2 separate regions of the Homo sapiens genome follow, and region 1 is linked to region 2. A link is a contact called in ENCODE Hi-C or POLR2A ChIA-PET data. All regions are on one chromosome and are shown on one strand. The core of a region is the stretch at or near the end of the contact, and the rest is flanking DNA. Distances in the headings are between cores, read along the strand shown.

Evidence for each region. Hi-C counts contacts between places; a loop is a spot of excess contacts on that map. ChIA-PET counts read pairs that join two places held with the same protein, here RNA polymerase II (POLR2A). Pooled maps may share reads with other maps.
Region 1: a pooled map shows a loop between it and region 2 (8-fold over the local background). The contact joins the enhancer-like site here to the promoter of TAP1 in region 2. A Hi-C loop is called at or near these places in 1 of 168 maps with a recorded cell type or tissue (CD14-positive monocyte) and 3 of 50 pooled maps. POLR2A ChIA-PET finds 5 or more read pairs at or near these places in 2 of 52 experiments (K562 and OCI-LY7).

The regions. Positions count from the first base shown.
Region 1 is chr6:32,395,641-32,399,107 of GRCh38, forward strand. BTNL2 (butyrophilin like 2) reads right to left here. Exons shown (of 8, transcript NM_001304561.2): 5 at 399-746. The region is part of intron 2 of TSBP1-AS1 (TSBP1 and BTNL2 antisense RNA 1); the gene reads left to right. Among named protein-coding and RNA genes, the nearest start is that of HCG23, 6.9 kb to the left of the region's middle. Within about 2 kb of position 2,076, at least 2 of the 41 ENCODE cell types and tissues checked have a DNase peak (open chromatin) inside an H3K27ac peak, as active enhancers do; they include OCI-LY7, where a contact is called at or near this core.
Region 2 is chr6:32,852,338-32,855,819 of GRCh38, forward strand. It overlaps TAP1 (transporter 1, ATP binding cassette subfamily B member), which reads right to left and starts at 1,367. Exons shown (of 11, transcript NM_000593.6): 1 at 702-1,367; 2 at 51-165. The coding sequence starts at 1,299. It overlaps PSMB9 (proteasome 20S subunit beta 9), which reads left to right and starts at 1,855. Exons shown (of 6, transcript NM_002800.5): 1 at 1,855-1,952. The coding sequence starts at 1,893.

The DNA.
Region 1 (3,467 bases), core at 826-3,325, 460 kb before region 2:
TTATAATTTTGGTTTACACAGTGGATCCAGTTTAGTCTTCAGATGATTACAGTTTCTAGAATTTTATTGCATTTCTCAGAATTCTAATAACACACTGTGAAACAATGAGCCTTTTGTAAAATATGTAGTAAGATACTCAGATTTCCTTAAAGATATGGTCAATTTTTGAAGATACTGGAAAAGATACAAGTTATATGCCCAAATAATTAAATTTCATCCATTTGAGTTTGTGGATTTTAAGTAACTATGACAGTTTCACACACTGGAGGATTTGATATAAATTTGATGATGAATAAGCATTAAGAAAATTTCAAATGTCAGAGAAATTGTCCAGGAACTAGCATATTAAAGTGGCAGGAGCAGGTATTGAATACAAAATATCTATCTAGAATTCTTACTTACCACCTTCAGATCCAAACTGGCCTCCTGGTAGACATCATCTTTTTCAAAAAGGCAGCGGTACTGCCCGTCGTCCGAAGGTCTGGCACTGAGTATCTGCAGGGTCAGTCTGCCCTCGTCAATGGCGTCACTCACCAGTACAGTCCTCCCTCTGTACTCTGCCATCTGCTCTCCAGCCACATGGTCCCCATCCATATACACATGCACAGCAGGGTAACGGTGGGATCGGTCCCACCTCACCTCCATGCTCTGTGCATTCGCCTTGGGGGACAGGTAACAGGTTAGCTGTATATCTTCTCCCACTCTGACGAGGATGGGCTGGGAAGGTCCATTCACTTTTAAAGAAGCTGTTAAATAGAGTGGACAAAACACAATGAAAGAATCAAAATGGAACCAATAATGTCATCTCTAAGAACAGCTCCATTGGAGTTTAGAAACCATGAGCATCCCAGGGTTGCTGTGAGGCTCAGGGTCATCCTTAGGTGAGGTGGGGGTTTCATGGACTCAGAATAGAGGTTGCTCTTCTTTAAGGAGGAATCATTCCATGATGTGTGTCAGTCTGAGTAAAACAGTAATTGAATCCCTACCTGCTTCTACCTGTATTTTTTTCAGTTTACAGACCAATAATAAAATAATTTTGCAATTAAAACTCCCAGATAGGCTGGGTGTGGTGGCTCAAGTCTATAATCCCAGCACTTTGGGAGGCCGAAGCGGGTGGATCACCAGAGGTCAGGAGTTCAAGACCAGCCTGGCCAACATGGTGAAACCCCGTCTCTACAGAAATACAAAAATTAGTCGGGCATGATGGTGGGTGCCTGTAATCCCAGCTACTCAGGAGGCTGAGGTGGAAAAATTGCTCGAACCCGGGAGGCAGAGGTTGCAGTGAGCTGAGATCATGCCACTGCACTCCAGGCTGGGTGACAAAGCGAGACTTTAAAAACAAACAAACAAAAAACACCCAGAATAAAGTGAACAGTTTATAAATTTGGCCCCAGATGCCTCTGTACCTGACTCCTTATGTAACAAACTGCAATTTAACTTAGTACGTCAACTACTGAAAGCCTAACTTAGGTTGCAGTTTGTTACATAAGCACTCAGGTACAGAGGCATCCTGGGGCCAAATTTATAAATTGCTCATTTTATTCTGAGAGTTTTAATTGCAAAATTATTTTATGAATAAGCCTAACTTAGGAGCTAAGGCTAACTTAGGAGTACACTTTTGTAATAAATAGCTGAGTAGCAGCTGCTGCACTTCTGTTAGTTGCAGGCAGCCAACTGTTGAAACCCTGTTCAAATCGGCAAACGCCAGGCTGCAACCAATAGAGCTGTCTCTGTACCTCACTTCTGTTTTCTGTACCTCATTTCCATTTTCTGTCCATAAATGCTGTCTGACCAAATTGCTGCTTTGAATTCTCTGAAACCGTTCTGATTCTGAGGGATGGCTTGTTTATGAGTCATCCTTTTCTCAGTTAGACTCTGCTAAATTTAGTCTGTCTAAAGTTTTTCTTCTAACACTTCAATTCTGTATGATTTTAAACTACTTCTTAATCTGTCTTAAACTACTTCTTAATGCCTCAGTTTCTTAAACTGTAAATTTGCTATACAACTACCAAAATCATAATGTTTCAGAGTTGAACAAAATAGTTTGCATTAAGTGCCTGGAAGACCCTGCAGCGTGAGCAGAGGTGCACAGACCTGTGAGACTTGAAGGCGTTGGAGCCATCCCCACCCTCTGACGTGGTAATAGGGAGGGGTTTAAAAACATGTCTCATGTGGACTTTTGGTAATGATATTTGAAGAAGCTTTCCTCTAGGTGGACTTTATAGTACCTTGTAAGTCTGGTCCAGCCGCTATATTTTATTTCCCCAATGCTCCACATAGGTGGAGTTATAGACACACACCAGTTGAATGTCCTCAAATAATTTTGAAAATTAAAATTAACATTTTAAGATCAATAATTGGGGAAGTCGGCAAAGTACAAATTGTGAAACAATGATGAATGTAAAAAAGGGGTCTAATTCTCTCACTGTGCAAAGTGGGGAAAGATGTTCTCTGAGGGCTTTCCTGGGCCCAAGCTATATTACATTTTCCATTCTCATCAGGCCCTGCCCGTGCCATTTTTTCTCTATTCTAAATTAAGTGTCGTCCTTTTCTGTTAAATGATAAGAATGGTTTTGCATAAGGTGTGATCATTTATAATAGAAACACAAGCATAAAATTGTTGGTTCTCTGCATAGAGTCACTGGCCAAAGGCGTTAACATCCCATTATGTCATTGGCCGAAAACTGCCAGCTACCTTTGTAGAGAGGAAAGTCCCTGTCAACACAATTTGAATTTTCAGATTATTACCTTCCATTCCAGGTAACAGTTGACTCCCAGTTATTTCCAGCATTTTGTTTGCTTTGTCCTGTAATTTTACCTAAAACAATATTATTTTCCTCTCCTATGTATCTATTAAAGTCTGAAGACAAGAATCAGAAAAAATGGACTAGGGATTAGTTTGGGGCTGTTTCTGCATCCACATGGCTTACGGTAAATTACTTAATAAAACAGACTGTTTCCTCATCTCCTTTATCCATATGAGGATTTTATTCCCTGTCCGTGTGTGACCTGTGCACATATTAGATCTTAAACTGGCTTGCCCTGCCTGACATAGGTAATTAAGAGCTAAAATTGACTTCAATGGAGACTGAAGGAAGCAAAATGTAAGTATGGAGATTCAATTAATTTGATGCATTACAGATACAGACAAAACTCCTTTTGTCCAGAATCCAAGTAAAACTAAAGTTTAAAGTGCTAAAAAAATCATGCAGCCCTGTTTGTTAATAATTGATGTTCTACTAGAATACAAGCTCCTTGGGAGCCACTATGCCTAACCCACTTTTTTTTTCTTTCAATTTTAAGTTCCGGGGTACATGTGCAGGATGTGCAGGTTTGTTACATAGGTAAACATGTGCCATGGTGGCTTACTGCACAGGTCATCCCATCACCCAGGTGTTAAGCCCAGCATCCATTAGCTGTTCTTCCTGATGCTCTCCCTCCCCCATCCCCCAACAGGTGTCCAGTGT
Region 2 (3,482 bases), core at 117-2,616:
CAACTTCCAACTCCCTCATTTGCAGGGTGCCCCATTTTCAGCCCCCAGACCTGGCTATGGTGAGAATGGACATGAGAGTTAAGTTTCGAGTGAAGGTATCGGCTGAGCCATCTTGTAGAATCCAGTCAGTGAGGCGGCCCGTAAAGAATGGAATGGCCATCTCCCCTGGAGAAAGAGAAGAGAGGTCACGCACAAATATTAAGTCTAAGTAGGTCAGTTCCAGTCAGACTGGCCCCACCACGCCTCCTCCCCCTCACCATTATCCTGGAGGGCATCAGCAGAAAGGAAACACTGACGTCTCAATCCCGAACCTAAATAGGCTGCCCTGGAACTCACTACCCTGTGGTTGCTCTACCAGAACTTTCAGGATTTTATTAGGAAGGCTGGAGATCATGAAGTAGAAAAGCCTCCTGTTAGAGATGAGGATGCCCCGCCCTTCGGCCCCAGAGCAAAGGATTTCCCCGCTTCCGGCGTGGCCCAAAGAATCAAGACCCGGTCAGCAATGGAGCCCAGAACCTCTGGCCCCCGCCAGTCCAGTGCCGTTTCTTCTACACCGAAGTGGTGTTCCAAGACCCACGCTAGGAGTCCTTCTCCTGCTCCACATTTCCCAGAACCCACGCTACTCTACCTTACTGACAATTACCTTTGATTCCTGTCCCAGTCCCCTTGTGTCCTCCCCTCTTGCCCTGCGTTCCCCTTACCAAGAGAGGAGAGGACCACCAGGACCAGGAACAGCGAGAGGCGGCGCGTCTCCGAGCCCAGGCAGCCTAGAAGCCGACGCACAGGGTTTCCAGAGCCGCCCTGACCGCCGGGCACCCAGAGGCTCCCGAGTTTGTGCCACAGGGCTGCTGCGGGCAGTGCCGCTGCATAACTGACAACGAAGGCGGTAGGGTGACTTCCCCAGTGCAGTAGCCTGGTGCTATCCGCGGACCCGGGGGCTCCCCATGAGATCAGCTCTCGGAACAAGGCAAGTCCCGGCAGGGCCAAGCCCAGTGCCGCAGCTAATGGCTTCAAAGCAGCCAGCCAGCCCTGGGCACCTGCGTTTTCGCTCTTGGAGCCAACCGTTGCCCTGAGGACCCCGCAGGCCCCCAGCCAGAGCACGGCCCAGCGGCTCAGGCCCACCGCCCAGACCCGGAGCAGTGGCAGCGCGGTGGGCACCAGCAGGGAGAATATGCGGGGCAGCGCGGTCCGGAGCAGCACCCAGTCGGCGAGAAGTAGCAGTACTGTCCCCAGCCATGCGAGAGAAGCTCCGGGGAGGCAGCGGCACCCGCGGGGAGCGGGACACCTAGAGCTAGCCATTGGCACTCGGACGCCGTCCCGGTCCCGGCCGGGCCTGGGACTCTCCGCGCCCCGGTGGGGCCTGAAGCTCCGGGTACCGCCGAGTCCTCCCCTACTGGCGGCTGGGGGAGGGAACGAGGGCGGGGCTCTCGGAAAGTCCCAGGAACAGGCTGATCCTGCGCTGGCGAGAAGCTCAGCCATTTAGGGGAAAGCGAAATCGAAAGCGGCCGCCTGCTCACTAGATAACGCCTACTTCCAAAAGTGGCCTGCCCAGACTATTTTGGTAGCAAGCGTGGAAATCAGATCTGAGAATCTCGGGAGCAGCCCTGGTGCCCAATTTTCTCCATCACGCACACCCTTCTCGCCTCTCCCTGCCTCCTGCCTTTCCACTTGCACCAGTTTTCCCACCCCAGCCTCAGGGCGGGGCTGCCTCGTCACTTGTCTCGGGGCAGATCTGCCCTACACACGTTAGCGCCGCGCGCAAAGCAGCCCCGCAGCACCCAGGCGCCTCCTGGCGGCGCCGCGAAGGGGCGGGGCTGTCGGCTGCGCGTTGTGCGCTGTCCCAGGTTGGAAACCAGTGCCCCAGGCGGCGAGGAGAGCGGTGCCTTGCAGGGATGCTGCGGGCGGGAGCACCAACCGGGGACTTACCCCGGGCGGGAGAAGTCCACACCGGGGTAATGGGTCTGGGCTTGAGGGTTGGCAGAGGGGTGGAGGAGATGCAGCGGCCAGGGGACCCTGGAAGCGCGCGCGGAGAAGTGAATGCAGAGACCAACGGGAGCGCAGGGAGGTCGCCTGTAGCAGCCAGCGCTTGCAACCCGCAATGAGCATAGAGTATTTCTTTTCTGAGGGGGGTCGTCTAGAGTGTCCGTGAAGGGAACAGGCACGCGAGGCTGGTGGAAAAAGCGGGTGCTTTGACTCTTAGCTGGAAGCGTCAACGGGAAGCTACTCTAAAGCGCTTTCGCTTTCACTCTGGTCCCGGACAGTGGGGGCTGGTTAAATCAAGAAAGGGGGTTGGGGATGGTGCAAAGAGATGAGGAAATGGTGCCCTGGGTGAAGTAGAACAGCACTTGGGAGAAGGAAATATAGGCACTTATTGAGAAGGACCAACTCATCACACAGACTTTTGATAAACTTGCCACTGGGCAACTCTTAGCCCAAGCACTGATAATGGGCGTTCTGTGTTAACTAGTGATGCCCTTCCCTAGCTTGACCCAGGAAGGCCTCTCCTTGGCCCAGATGCTGCCTTACTCCCTTCCCTGTGTCTTCCCTGCCCACTCCCATGTGCCCACTGGGGGGACTTTGCTTAGGATGGGCGCCTGGGGCAGATGGCAGCCCCAAGACTGGCTGGCTGGCTTCTGCTCTGGACTACTGCCACCACTCGTGGCTTGGGGGCGGCTTTGTTAGAGAGGAATAGCCTCTAACTTGAAGTTAACCCTGTTCTTTGACCCTCTATTCATGATAAGTCGGTCCGTCGGAAAGCATACTCAGAGGAGCGTCCTTTGGGGCCAGAGTAACTTACGGCCTGGTAAGAAAGACACAGTGAAACCACTTATAATTTGGGAAATCTCCCCTCACTGCCAAATGAGCAGTGGCAAGTAGGAAGTAGAAGTGGAAACAAGGGATAAGAGTTAGACCTGAATTTTAGTCCCAGGTCTACTATTAACTCTGTGTGACTTTGCATAAGTCGTTTGCATTTTCTGTGACTTGGTTTCCTCATTTGAACCGAGGATCTTTAAGGCTCCTTCCAACTCAATAGTAGAATAAATGTAGCTTTATCTTCCCTCACTTCTTCTTGATTCTTTTCTTGACCTGGAAAAGTCAGCTTAAACTTCTCAGTCAAATTATCTCTTGGTACAAATTTACCTCCCTGGCTGCTGAGATATGTATTTACCTCTTGATCGGAAATTCCATAACTGAAACTTTTATTTTCAACCATCTGTATGTGTTCCTTGCTGCTTCTCTCCTGCCTTGCCCCTGGCCATGCTAACCACTGCCCTCCTCGATTTTTTCCAATGTTCAGTAAATTGGAAGAGCTCACTTCTGATGAAATGGGGGGTGAGAGTGGAGGATTGTGGACCAAAAAAAAAAAAATAGACTGACCTTGTTTCCCAAGATCATAGTCAATTACTCTGTGTTGGGTCTACACCACATCTGCACATACTATGAGCCCTTCCGTTGGAGATAATTTTCACTTGCGGAGCTGC